Regions from separate parts of the Homo sapiens genome. Here region 1 is linked to region 2. A link is an interaction called in ENCODE POLR2A ChIA-PET data of the cell type or tissue named here. Cell type or tissue: B cell. All regions are shown on one strand. Links, peaks and the distances in the headings refer to the core of each region. The heading gives the core; the rest is flanking DNA.

The links. Peaks named below come from ENCODE experiments on the same cell type or tissue, not always from the same donor. Only the 100,000 strongest peaks of a DNase experiment are listed, where the experiment ranks them.
Region 1: POLR2A ChIA-PET joins it to region 2 with 5 read pairs; 2 of 35 experiments call an interaction of 5 or more read pairs at or near these places.

Annotation. Positions count from the first base shown.
Region 1 is chr12:91,581,246-91,589,393 of GRCh38, forward strand. All of the region lies in intron 1 of LOC105369896 (a long non-coding RNA gene), which reads right to left. Among named protein-coding and RNA genes, the nearest start is that of LINC02823, 260 kb to the left of the region's middle. In B cell, for the core only: no CTCF peak of the experiment used is centred there; no DNase peak of the experiment used is centred there.
Region 2 is chr12:92,356,664-92,363,168 of GRCh38, forward strand. It overlaps LINC02391 (long intergenic non-protein coding RNA 2391), which reads right to left. Exons shown (of 5, transcript XR_007063404.1): 2 at 868-1,011. All of the region lies in intron 1 of LOC105369902 (a long non-coding RNA gene), which reads left to right. Among named protein-coding and RNA genes, the nearest start is that of LINC02391, 3.9 kb to the right of the region's middle. RefSeq lists an enhancer at 6,152-6,241. In B cell, for the core only: no CTCF peak of the experiment used is centred there; DNase peaks (open chromatin) are centred at 4,148 and 6,328; H3K4me3 peaks cover 1,417 bases; H3K27ac peaks cover 2,912 bases.

The DNA.
Region 1 (8,148 bases), core at 1,605-6,604, 780 kb before region 2:
AAGAAACAGCAAAAAAGATGAACATCTTCAGAGAAATATACTTGTAACAAGTTAATATCTTTAAAAACTACATATACAAAATAGTAATGTATAGAACATATTTTCAAGTTATAGTTCTGTGAGAAAATTAAAAATGTGGAATCACGGTCCTTTTTTTACAAGCTTTGAATTACCATTTTTAAAACTGGTGGTGAAAGCTGATTGATTTTACTAGAGTTTTAGTTTGCTATTTTTGAGAAAATTCTGACTGAAGGAAATATAGGTTTTATATACTCTGGACAAGAAGGAAGAAACCCAGCTTTTTCTTTGTGTAGAATCTCAAGTCCAGATGCTGTTTTTTTTCTTCATGAAAATTCATAGTGTATCTATTATAGCTTCCTAATTAAAGTCACACATGTATGAATAATGTTTTGAAAATCAGTCACTATCCACTTTACATATGTTAACATATATTATGTTTTAGAGTCATTTTTTGCCAAAGAGCTCAGGGTGCTACATAACTTACATGAAGTAGCAGTACTACTAATGTTTTGCTCATTGATTAGCTTCAGGAATTTTATAATGATGAAAAGTGAAAAAGCTAGAGTTTAATATTTTCTAAAACCCAATTAAATTCTGTGACTATAAAAGTGTTGTTTCATTTTCTTATGCTTCCAAAAAGCTGTACCTTTTAATTAATTCAACAAATATAATTTTTAAATATCTAGTTAATGCCAGTCACTCTTGAAAACATCTGGACTATATCTGTGAAGAAAGCTGACAAAAACGGCCGAGCGCAGTGGCTCACTCCTATAATACAGGCACTTTGGGAGGCCGAGGCAGACAGATCACCTGAGGTCAAGAGTTCAAGACCCGTCTGGCCAACATGGCGAAACCCCGTCTCTACTAAAAATACAAAAATTAACTGGGGGTGGTGGTGAGTGCCTGTAATCCCAGTTACTCAGGAGGCTGAGGCTGAGGCAGGAGAATCGCTTGAACTCGGGAGGTGGAGGTTGCAGTGAGCCGAGACTGGCCACTGCACTCCAGCCTGGGTGACAGAGCTAGACTCTGTCTCAAAAAAAAAAAAAAAAGAAAAAAGAAAAAAGAAAAGAAAGAAAGCTGACAAAAATATTTCTACTCTAGCTTCCATCCTGGATCAATGGTAAGTTAGAAATACAACAAATAAGTTAATTGTATAACATATTCGAAATTGTATAACATATTCGAAATTGTATAACATATGTAACAAAACTGCACATTCTACACATGTATCCCAGAACTTAAAGTATAATAAAAAAAAAAAGAAAAGAAAAGAAAAGAAAGAATTGTGGTGAAGAGCCGTAGAATAGGGTGAATGGTTGGAGAAGGAAGTGTTATTTTAAATGAAATCTTCAGGGTTCGCCTGATTGAGAAATTAACATTTGAACAAAGATGTAAAGGAAGTGAGAGAGGTGAGATTTGAATGTTTTACTGCTATTAAACAGCGCGGTATCAATTATCAGGAGTCTGGCTCAGTCACTAACTGAAATTGGTGATTCTGGCCAAGTATTTTACTTCTTTACCTGTAAAACAAACACAATAAAAATATCTACTCAAGATTGAGGAGAGGGAATATAAGACCATTTATTGCACAAATACATTGCTCATTGCCAATGGGGGCTAGGCACGCAAAATGAACAGTACACAATCTCGTCCCTTCAGGAACTCATGTTCATTTCAATAATGATTACACGCCAGCAATGAACAATGACAGTGTATTGCAAGGCTTTTTGGAGACTGTCATGTATTTTGCAATTGAATGGATATTGGAATGCAAAATTGCCTTTCTGATTTGTCCTTCTCTTAGAGCTGTGTATCACTGAATCTGACTGACTGGATCTTCTTAAAGCTTCTCATTGGCTGTCTCTCTCTTTCTGTAGCTTCTCCTACCTCTCAGTCACTCATTCTCTATTTAATTCACTGACTCTTCTTATTCTTTCAGATCCTTTATAAATAATATACCTTAAGAATTCTTTCTCAGTCCTCTTTGTATTTATTTGTGCATGCTCTCTGTGGATAATTGAAATGTTATTGATTTTAAATATCAGCTCTAAAGACACAGCTACCTCTCCATCTTACCCAAATTCTTAATTGAGATGTAAGACAAGTCTGCAGATAGAGAATAAAATAACTTTTATATTGCTACAGTTAAGAAGGAGGACTCAGCTTTATATGGGGAGCAAATGAGTCAGCTAAATGGCCCTCGCAATTCCCTGCCCACTTACCACAGTTGGGGACCATGTCAAGTCTCTCCATTTTGAGTATCCTCCTGGGACCCCAGCAGGTAGTGTCAATTTGATCTGTAGCCTCTGTACCAACAGCAAAAATTTTGCTCTGTATTCCTTTGTCCATCCCAAATTATGTTCAGCCATGTTGTGCAACCTAGCATGTTGGGGATTCTCCAGTAAAATTAAAGAACCACGTTAGGATACCCATATGATAAAAAAAAAATAAAGATTATCTAGTAAAAAATTTAACCCCAATAGATAATCAAAATGTGAATATAAGCTCCCTGACATTATAAAATTACCAGAGAGAGGCTGAAGATTCAATAAAATTTCAATTTCAATAGAATTAAAATCAAAATCAAATTCCACATGAATTAAAAGTTCACAGAAAAGAGTCAAAAATTCATCTCTGTATGACCTACTATTCATGGTTGTGGTTGGAGATGTTCTCGATGCCTGGGTAGATTTCAGGCTCCTTTAGAAGTTCAAGCCTAGGGTGGCATGGATATGGTTCTTTCATATATCAGAATTTTATGCCTCATTTTTTAATGTAGAGATTATTTATTATTTATGTTTCCACTGAGGAGTGATTTACAAATAGTGTCATGTGCAGATGTTAAGTGTACAATTCAAGCAGTTTTGACAAATATATACACCCACACTTGCATTAAGTAGTAGAATGTTTCTGTCACTCCAGAAAATTCCCTTGAGCCACTTGCCAAGAAATTCCTGTCCATCAAGAAGGGGCCATTGTTCTGATTTCTCTTACCAAAGATCAATTTTGCCTGATCCAGAAATATGTATACACAGAATCATAAAGTGTGTACTCTGAGGTGTCTTCTTTCACTCAGCATATTTTTTGAAATTCATTTATGTTGTTATATGTATTGATAGTTCATTCCTTTTTATTACAGAGTGATATTCTACTGCATAAATATACCACAGTGTAATGGTTTTTTTAAATTAATTCTCCTGTTGATGGATGTCTGAGCTGATTCCAGCTTCTTGGAGTTTATGATATGTACATAATGTACTTTTGATCTAAATACTTTCTGTTGGTATAGAGCCTATATATATATATATATATATATATATATATATATATATACACACACCCACACTTGCATACATATATATATGGCAGTGTTGTACAAGGATTCTAGTGAGTAAATTTTCATTTTTCTTGGATGAATACTTAGGAGTAGAATTCCTGAGTAATATGGTAGAAACATATTTAATTTTACAATAAACTATCAAATAGATGTATAATTTTATACTCCTATGGTAATACTGAGAGTTTTGGTTATTAATTGTCTTTTTAATTTTATCCACTTGTAGGTGTGTAGCAGTATCTTATTGTGAGTTTAATATTTTTACCTCACAGTAATGGCGTCCAAACTTCCAAGATTATTACAGCACTGGCCTCAAGTCAGTTAGTTTTTTTCAGACAGTACAGTCCCCAGCTCCTAGAATAGCTTTTCTCTTATGTAAAATTAGAAATTCAGTACTCAATGATATATTAAAGAAATAGCAAATCTCTTTCACATTATTTGAGTGAAGGAAAGCGTGGAAGGGGACATTCTGCTTGTTTCTAGTGTCATTAGGATGTCAGTCTAATCGATCCATTATCTATAACCAATGGACTTAATCTCAACTGATAGAAACCTACCAGCAAGATGATAAATTAAATCCTAAGCATTTACTCTTCAGGGGGAAGCAAGATCTACTATGTTTGATACTTCTGAATTTTCTCCTTAGTTCCACCATCTTCCCCAGGTGGCTTTCAAGGTCACCTTGTTCAGCTGACTAAGCTGATGGAGAGGACTAAAGCAGAGAGGAAGGTACCAGGAAGGTTTATATGAGGCAGGGCTGAAAATGGTACACCACCATTACCACTCAAATTCCATCAGCGAAAACTCAATCATATGGACCCAGCTAACTGCAAGAGAGACTGGAAATGGGATCTAGATGCAACCTGTAAGAAGAGAAAACAGGTCAAAACTAGCTAGTAGTCTCTGCACACCTCATTCTAGCCTGCAGTGCCAAGCCTTATGGTGACTGTAATAGTGCTCTACACCAGCCCACACATTGAAATTGCCTGTTAATTGCTAAAACCATCATCGGTTTGCCAAAATCTGCTTGGCTGAAGTCCTTTGACACAATCTAAAAAGTGTTCAGACCTTTACTGAACCTCCTTTATGCACCTTCACCACCTGAGCACTTTTGGCAAGCCCAAGTATCTTTGCTGTGGTCTGAAAGCCTTTCTTGAGGTCTGTGTGTACTCAGGTTGCTGCCTCTATAGAAAGACCCCACTTGGGTGTGACAAACCTATTATAGTCTGAGGTCACTCACCTAAGTAAAAAACCTTTGACCCAAAGTTTTAAGCCTTCATTCAGGCTGCAGCAGTTTAAAGTGGATCCATATAACATTTCAAAAGCCACCAACATCAAAACATCCTGCCCGCATATAAAATTTAAAGCCCTAAGCCATATACTCTGGCAACACCAGATGCTTCATCACTCGCTATGTATATTTTGCCCCCCCAAATTATTCATTTCGTTTTTCAATGTTCCCAGCCAACATATATATATTTTTAAAAATGCTGGATCTTGATATCGCTTTTTCCAAAAGCCACAATTCTCAAATCCTCACCCTCAGCAGCAGAGGCTGTCTCAGCACAAGGATTAGTAGAGGGGAAAGTGACTGAAAGCACATACTGACTTCCAAGGATGGAAAAGGGCCAAGCATGCCGAGTTTCTTCTCACATTTAACAACCATGCCTCCATTCCCTGGTGCTGAGTACATGGAGAGATAGGAGACCTTACGAGTTCTTGTAGTTGAGCTTCCGTAAAATGGGAGTTAACACCAATGAAGAAGTGGTTCCCTGGCCCTTACAAACAAGAGCAGTGTCTATTTATCTGGCCCTTATCTCTTTCCTAAACTGGTCTAGAACCCTTTTTAGAAATCACTCAGTGACTTCCCATTGCTTTTAAAGGTCAAAATGCTTTAACTAGGCCGCAGGCCCTGCATAAACTTTCCCCAATCTGGCTCAACTTCATTCCTTCCTCATCTTCCCTGTCGCTACCACACACCAGCCAAATTGACTTTCTTTCATATCCTTGAGCTAAGCAAGCTTATTTCTGCTTATTTCAGGACTTTTGAATGTGCCTAGAACAATCCCTGTGTCCCACTTCCCTTCACCCATTGTCCAAACTTTTTATCTAATTAATGTCCACATATCTTTCAAGTCTCAGCTTGAATGTCACTTATTCAGATGAGTCTTTATTGACTCCTTAGAGAGTATCAGGCTTCCCTTCATATTTAAATATCATCGTTAATTTCCTGAAAGAACTTAACACAGTTGAAACTACTTAATTCTTTAATGATTTGTGTTTACTGTGTCTTTCTCCCATAAAATCTAAGCTTCACAGTGGAAAACATGTCTGTCTTAGTCATTCCTGTTTAAGACAATACTTGGCATTTAGTGGATGTTCAATAATTATTTGTTGAATTAATATATCTAAACTTAACGGGACTCTCATGATACGACCCTCAACATAGATCATCAGTTAAAACTTACAAAAAAGACTAAGTTTTCCCAAACACACTACGCTGTCCCACAGTGATAACGTTACTTACAATTAATCTAGTACTGGAATATTCTTGTTGTCTTACCTATGTCTGAAAGTGCCTTAACAAGCCTTCTATGCCAGCCTGTAGGATTATTATTTTCTCCATAAATCCATTCTGACATCTTTCATAGGTTGTCATCTCTTTCTTGCTTCTTTAGGCTAAAACAAAACAATGTACTTTGATACATTTTTCATTACAGTACAATTATGCGTGTCCCCTTTTTTAAGCCCCGATAAGACTATAGACTTCCTTAGAGGGGAGACTTATTCTCTCTAGCTACATCAGTGCCTGCTACAGTGCCTCATAAAGATGTTGTTCAATAAACAGTACTGAATTTAATACCACAGGATATAAGTCTAAATCTCACTGCCATAGATCTAAAAAAGAACGGATGAAGATCATGATATAAAAGCCACAGTCTCAAAAATTTATTTATATCAGTCCATTGATATAAGCTTGCTATGAGCTGAGCCTCTCTCCCTTGTAAGGCTGTCTTTTCTTTTTTTTTTTCTTTATTTTTTTCATGTTCTTTTAGAGCATAGATAACAATGGTGCACTTAAGCAATCTCCCTGAAGTAAGGAAAATCTGTACTGAAATGTTAGTTCTGCCCCTTACAAGCTTTAACCATGAATTGTCTCCTAGACAGTGTCAAACCGATACTTTAAATTCCATATCTCTTGCATTTGTAAAGCACTCTAAAGTGGATACACTGCTTTTATTGACATTTAATGGATTCTCCCCTAGATGCTATGCAAATGCTTTAAAAAGATCAAATTGTCTTTACCTAAAAACCAGCTGGCTATACTTACTAATCTATTTTTTTCAATTATTTTATTGTCCCTCAGGTACTAAAGAAAGAAAACTAGTGTCTTACATCTAGTAAGTACTCAAGCTCGATAAACTGTTTTTAAGACCTCCATGTCGTTATTTGATCAGTTGTGTGATATCACAGAAAAAGCATAGAATTTTCATTCAGAAGATAAACTTTTATGTATCTTAGCTCTACCACTTTCTAAAAACCACGTAGTTTTGAGCAAATCACTCTAGTTTTTGCTTTTGTAAAATGGAATTAAAAATAACACCCACCCTATTTCTTTCACTGAAAACTTTTTCCTAAAGTTTAATTGCATGTATCTACGAATACTGTAAAACCCAATTCAAATAATCATGATAGAAGTCGTAAGTATTGCTGTTGTTCTCAGTATATAACTTGCTTATCATTTTTGATAATAAATTTATGTCAGATTGTACATTCTACCACCAACAGTGCTATACAGAAAGCAAATTCTCAATATTATAAATACTGTTTGAATTTAAACATAAATGTATTTCTGATGGAAAAATATTAAATACATATATTTGTATTTATAAATGTAATAGTAGGTATTATGTGTATATTTATCCCTTTTTCTCAACTAAAATTAAGAATGTAAATATTTCAAGTATAAATTTTTGAGAAGCAAATGTCTATATTTAGAGTAGTGGATTTTAAACAAAACATGAGTTTTTGTCTTTTAGTGATTAGAAAAAGTAAACATAACTTATCCAGATAATTCTATCAATTCTCTCCACTCTGTCCTTATTCCAAAATTTCTAAACTAACTAGATGTGAGGAAAAATTGCATCCAAAATAGTTTTAGGTGGAGATAACCAAATATTCAATTCCAGGTGTTTTTATGTTCATTGACAGTCATTCTATTCACTAATCTGAAATGGTAATGATTATTACAGATTTTTTTCTTTCCTGAATTTTGAAATATTAGATTTAAAGTTGATGGTTTAAAAATCCTCATAGGTCCTTTTCCAGCAGTTCATTCTCAGTTGTAGGGAATTTGCAGAATCTGCACTAGTAAAAGTGCTGAAATTGACTCTCTCAGGGTCACAGGAGAAGGCTGCATGTGTGCATTCAGGTGCTCAAGGAAGTATGCATTCTACTCCAGCAAGATGACTTGGCTTAATGCAACTTGCCTCGTTAATAACAGAGCCCACAAACACACAAGTCAGGGCTGAAGGCTTGCAATTGGGAGCAATATTCAGATTAAGTAAACACCGTCTCCTGGAAAAGATAGGAGTTGAAATCAACTCTGAGAGAACTCTCAGAGGATTCCAAAAAAATTCACCTCACTTCCTCTTTTGGCTCAGAGGGTTCAGAAAAGCAAAGGAAGTAAGATATGACTCTATGTTCCAGAGCAGAGAAAAAAATATGCACTTGGCACCTTTTACCTTCAAAGTGCTGCACATGGCTTAGAATCAGGAATTGGGCCATTG
Region 2 (6,505 bases), core at 1,477-6,476:
CATTAATGTAGTGGGGAGCCAGATTGAACATTTGGAAAACACCCACGTATTTAAAGGGGCCAAAATGAGCTTTCTGCTCAAGCTGCCAGCTGGTTTGCCTGTAACATCAGCTTGCTCAGAAGAGGGGAGGAAATCATTTTTGCCAGTACTTATTCAGGTTGAAAAATTATGGCTTTATTTTTATTTTAGCAGTCTCTCAAGTGAAGGGTTGATTGCATGATCTCCTTTCTTCACTGCTGGCTTCAACCCTACATGTTCCTCAAGAGCCAACTTGTCTCATCTTCAAGTAGTTTGCCAGATCGCTGAAGGCCTTAGGAGTCTCTCCTAAAACATGACTCCATTCACTGATAGCACAGACCATGTATTTGGTATTCATCACACATTGCTTTGTTGGGTTAGTTGCCTTTTTCTGTTTGGGTCTCCCATCTCCCTAACTGAATTTAAGGCCTCTAAGGTCTAGGGAACCATGTAATTTATTATCCTAATTGGAACACTTTTGAGAATAAAAAGAGATGTTATTAATAATTACATTGGGACACCTCCCACAAACCTGAACTCTCTGAGCAAATTATGTGTGTCAACTCTATTAAGGTCAAAGGACATTATTTACTGCTTTTCTCTGATCATCCACAGGGTCTAGTGTAATTCACTTGCAAACGGACATCAAACTCTTAAAAATAGGTAGCTTAGCAAAGCAACAAACAATTCCGCTTACAACAGCCATAAAATAGGTGGAAGAGGTGAACAGGTTCCTACTAGTGGGAGATTTAATATTTCAATATAGGAAGTAACCACAAGGTAGAAAGATTTCAATAATCAGATAAAGACTGTTCACAGTAGAAACCAGTCTAAAATTTATGTTCTTACCATTACGAAGCCATGGGGTCCAAACAGGCACTCTTAGCACAAGAGTAGAAAGGAAAAAGTATTTTCAATGGGCATTTTCGTAAAGTGTATTCTTGTTTCGGAAGCATCAGGCATCCTAATCATCACACTGACATCCACATGGGACTGTGCAAAAGGAAACAGGGACAGAATCAGATAGAAAAATAGACTCATAATCAAGACATTATAAATTCTCTGCAGTTAGTGCCCTTCCCTAATATAAAGTTTCCATGTCTCCGATTCCCCTCCCTCTGCTCCTCTCTCTGTTTTGCCTACATCCTCAGATTCATACATGTCACCATTTCAGCTATGACATAAAGACATTTTGTCAGGCAGAAGAAAAGTTGGGACCTTCTCTCCCTGTGTCTCTTTCTTGGGAAAAACTTTTCTGGAACTCTTCAAGATGACTTCCTTTGATATTTCATTGGCCAGAATTGGCCTCATGACTATTTCTAAACCAGGCACTAACAAAGGGAAGATTAGGGACTTGTCTTGGACATAGCACCCCGATGCTGGTAAGGAGGGGAGGTTATCTTTTCCTGAGGCCTCAATTCAAACAGTCGCTCCAAATGTTGTTAAAGATAACTTTATTTTTAATCAGATACTGTGCCCAGAGTGGTAGATCAAGTTACAGTCCTCTTGTAATGTGGATAGTGACATCTGAAACATGAGTTCTCTATATAGTATACATTTTGTATATATCCCAGCATTTTTTATAACTTTCATCATTACTGTTGAAAATGACATAGGGTGATATTTGCCTTCTTCATTAACTCCTACTAAATACATCTTTCTATCTAAATTTCCAAATTTTTTGTTTATACCTTTTTTTTTTTTTTTTTTTTTTTTTTTGAGACAGAGTCTTGCTTTGTCACCCAGGCTAGAGTACAGTGGTTCAATCGCAGCTCACTTCAACCTCTGCCTCCCAGGCTCAAGCAATCCTCCCATCTTAGTCCCCAGAGTATCTGAGACTACAAGTATGCGCCACCACACCTGGCTCATTTTTGTGTTTTTGGTAGAGACAGGGTTTTGCCATGTTTCCCAGGCTGGTCGTGATTTCTGGACCTCAAGAGATCTGCCCACCTCAGTCTCTCAAAGTGCTGGGATTACAGATGTGAGTCACTGCGCCTAGCCTGCTTTATGTCATTTTAAAATATAACACTTGGAAATGCCTGCCCTATTTTATATGTATAGGCATGCTTTTCTTATATCCCTCTTCTACTGGACCCCATCACATTATAATACAATCTCCTTGAGACTTGACAGAGTCTTTCTAGGCTGACCATGTAATTTTTGAGAATGAAGAGGTCAGTGGCTCTAAGCAGACAGGGCACTAGGGCAACTGGCATAAATCAGGATTGTTCTGGGCAAAAGAAGATGTATGTCCCTCCCCACTTCCATTTAACATCTCCACAGTGTCCTGCACACTTTAGACACCATTTGAATATTGGCTTATGTGAACTTAAGTCACTTCCTATTGAAAAAGTATTTCAAGCTTCACTAAAGTCGCAATTCCATTGCTTTGTCCACAACAACTGGTTGTCCCTGTTGACCCATTGCAAGAAAAATTGCAGATCAAGTCCAGAACTAAAGATACTTCTTACTTCTAGCCTTAGAAAGAAGACTCTGAGGCTACTAATAAATGCCATACTGTTTCCCTGATTCCTTAGATTCGAATAGTTCCTATTGACATCTGAAACATGAGAAGATCCTTTAGAGAACCTCAGACTTAGAATTCTGGTTTATACACATGACACATTAAGAGAAAACTAACCTACAGTGGCATTATGGCATCAACAATCAGATAGCAAATGTAGTCTGACAAAGATTTATCCCGGCACGTACTGAATTTTAGAAATACGTTCCTTTTTTCAGGATTTTGGAAATCCTAGAAAAGACCAGGATTTGGAGTCAGAACACCTATGTTTGAATCCTAACCTCCATTACTCCTTCTCTTCAAATAAAATCTCATCTGAAAATCAGGGATAATCATAGTACCTCTATCTGTAGAGCCTTTGGGAGAATTAAATGAGATAATGTATGTGAAAGTGTTCCAAACACCAAAGCTCTGTATGAATGCATATTCTCCTTTTCATTCACTATTTAAATCAACTCTTAATTCTATCTCTCTCAAGCAGCCTGAGGCTGGGTCACCAGAACACAAATGTACAGTTACAAGGCTAAAAAAAAAACCAAAAAGCAAAACAACTCATTGTTACATGATCCTTGACAACAGTTGGACAGACTTTTTCTTAAATCAAATGAAGTGTTTTGGCAGCCTGTAAGTGTAGCCTAAAGTATAGCAAGAAAAGAGAATTATTTTCCTTAGGGAGAGTAATTTTAACAGAAGTTCAACTTACACATTTTTAATATCTGTACTTCGAATGTACTGCTAAATGCAAAATGAATATAATTAGTTATGAGATATCTTGCCCTCGGCTACAGTACCCATTAAGCTTCAGCATAATATATAATTCACAACCTATTCATACTCTGTGGTACATTTCAGGACTTCCTATACTGTAGTCTCTTAAAGCAAATAGTGTATATAGTTTCAGAACCTAACAGTTGTTCCTTCATAAGGGTTAGGAGTGGATGCAGCATATCTGTGGTCTTCAAATAATTTAGCCAGTCATAAAAATTTATTATGTACAGGCACTATACCTTTTCATGTATAGGTCACTAGCATGTAAATGAAACTGGCACAACAAGGTAAATGTGTATAAAATACATCACAGAAGAGATAGATTTCTCTGATGAGCTATTTCAGTGATGCAGTAGATAGCAAATGATGATTTTGGAGTATTTTAGAGCCCCAATGTAGAATTTTCAATTTCCCCAGTTTATCCTCCAGAAATTATCACTGTGATATACCTGTGATTGCTGAAAGGCTATCGTACATCTGTAAATGGGCATGCCATTCCTGGTACCTTCTAACTTTGTGATCACTGTCCCCATGCATAAAATATGGAGTCCTGCAGAGCAGCTAGAGAAAGGGTAAGTAGCTCAGAGTCTGTATCAATGGGGAGCTGTTTAAAAATTGATGTTATCAAGTAGGTTCACACATTAAACACCCAGAAAATGTTGGGCCTCCTCCTATGTGGTTTTCCTGAATTCTTGATGCAACCTAGAAGAACTAACGTTAAAAAGTAAAGAGCACAGTACAGACAGTAAGAGTTCTGTTTGTGAAGACTAATACAGGAAGTGATGCTATGTCTGATTCTAGAATATGGTTAGAGTTTCACAGACAAGAAACAAGATCTGTAACTTGATAATTATGTAAATACAGACCTATGTGCAATCAGTCTAGAAGCTCCCTGAAGGCAGGGATGGGTTACCCATATTTTGTCTAACACTTCTTTACATTCTTCTAAGGTGCGTCTTGGACACAATAATCATTGTGAACATACTTGATAACATCAAGTATTAAATTGGGGAAATCAAAAAATACTCCAAAATCATCATTTGCTATCTACTGCATTACTGAAATATCTCATCAGAACTCTCTTTTCTGTGATTTATTTTATACACATTTACCTTGTTGTGCCAGTTTCATTTACATGCTAGTGGCCTATACATAAAAAGGTGTAGTAAGTGTTTTTTATCTAGTTGAAAAGGCTTTAAAAAAGACTTTTGTAACTTGTAACTTTTTCACTGGTTAAGTAGCATCTTAGGAAACAGGGAGAAAGCATTTCAGTTCATTATTCTTCTTCATTTACTGAGTAAAAACCATATGCCAAGTACCATACCCCTGGAGAGGGTATAAGGAGTCTGAGTGTATTACAGCTCTTACCCCCAAGAAACCACAGCAGTGTGGCTAAGTGGAAACTCAAACAAAACAGCATATCAGTTGACAAAAATTTACACATATACATTAGATTCATCGTTGCTGGATATTATAAACCATTCCTGCCATAGTTGTGAAGGACCTATTTGATCTATAGGTCTAAAATGAACCTGTTTGATATCAGAAGCATATGGCAGTAATTGACTTTCAACAATTGACTTTCCAAATTATCTATACCTAAATAATCCCAGAAAAATTATTCAATTTCAGTTATTTCAATTCAGTAGTTTGTTAGGTAGCTGAATTCTTTTTCAGTTTATGGTTGTGGTTTGTGGGTCCAGCCTACAAGAGCTTAACTAAATCTCTAAAACTCCAACATGATTATATGAGTGTATATATACACACATAAATATATGAATATATGTAATTTATATGCATATGCACACACATATATCTGAAACTTGAAATATACCATTTTTGTTCTCTCACTGTCGAATTATGAAGCACAGATCTAATGGTCAGGCTTTTCACCCAGACTACTATAGCCAGCTGTCTTTAGGAGAGTGTGGCTGAGTCCTTGTTATGCAGACAAGAAAAGGAATATTTGAAAGTGCAATGGCCCTGCAAGTGCTCAGATATTCATTGCACACCATGATGATTACATCTGAGAATCTGTTCCTCCTTTATTCTATTTTTTCTTAAGAAATGGTCTTCTCTTTAGGAATGAATATGTGGAAGCAAAATGACTAGTTTATAACAGGCAGTACTCAAAAATGTTGTGAGTACAATGCAGAAACCTAACAGTGAAATTGCAAACTGAGAAAAGGAATCAAACAAGGGCAGAAAACAAGCGTTAAGGCTCGAGAATAAATTACGCATAGGACAAATTGGTACTCATTTTGAGAAGGAGAGGAGAGGTGAATTTAAACAGTCAAGTAATAAAAAGTCATTGTTCGGTAGAGGCTGTCTAGTGTAATGTTTAACAGCATGGACTGTATCCCAAGAATTGAGTCTGAAACCTGAATCTCCCACATACGAGTTCTGTGACATTGAGCCAGATCTTAAAGTCTCTAAATTTCTCTTTTGTTTTGTTTTGTTTTGCATGTAGGGAGAGGAGTATATACTTCCTAAGGTTGTGAAAAGGATGGTTCATAATAAAAGTATGTAGCGTTATTGAGTACATACTATGTGTAGGAATGTTACATGAATAAATTTATGAACCTTCATATTAACCCAATCTGGCAAGTACCTGCACTATTATCACTATTCCTATTTAGTATTTAAGAAAACTCAGGTTTGACTGGATTAGGTGACTTGTCCAAAGGGATACAGTTCAGATTTTTTTTGTTTTTGTTTTTGTTTTATGTAGCATAGAGACTTTTTTCAACTTTTAGATTCAGTGGGTATACATGCAGGTTTGTTACCTGGGTATATTTCATGATTAAAGCTGAGGTTTGAACATGGCAGAGTGATTCTAAAGCCCGTGGTTAAAGGACTATGCTGTCATATTGGCATGTAAAGTGCTTATCATAGCTTAGCATAGAGTAAGGCTTCCACATGCAAATCAAAAGAGAAACATTAAACATTAGCTGAAGAGGAAAACCAAATCACCCACCAGGAGGAAATTGACCTGGCCCTTTCTCCCAAGTGTATCACATGATATGATGTGTGCAGGTGTCAGATGATGCTGAGATGGCCGACAGAGCTCAATTCAGAAACAAGTGATGAGCTCCTTAACAAATTCCCTCAGGAGAGAACTGCCTCCCCTCCCCTTTCAAACGAGGCTGACCTTGAAGTTGTGCCTAAATTGCTCACCACAATCTCAGGCTCAAC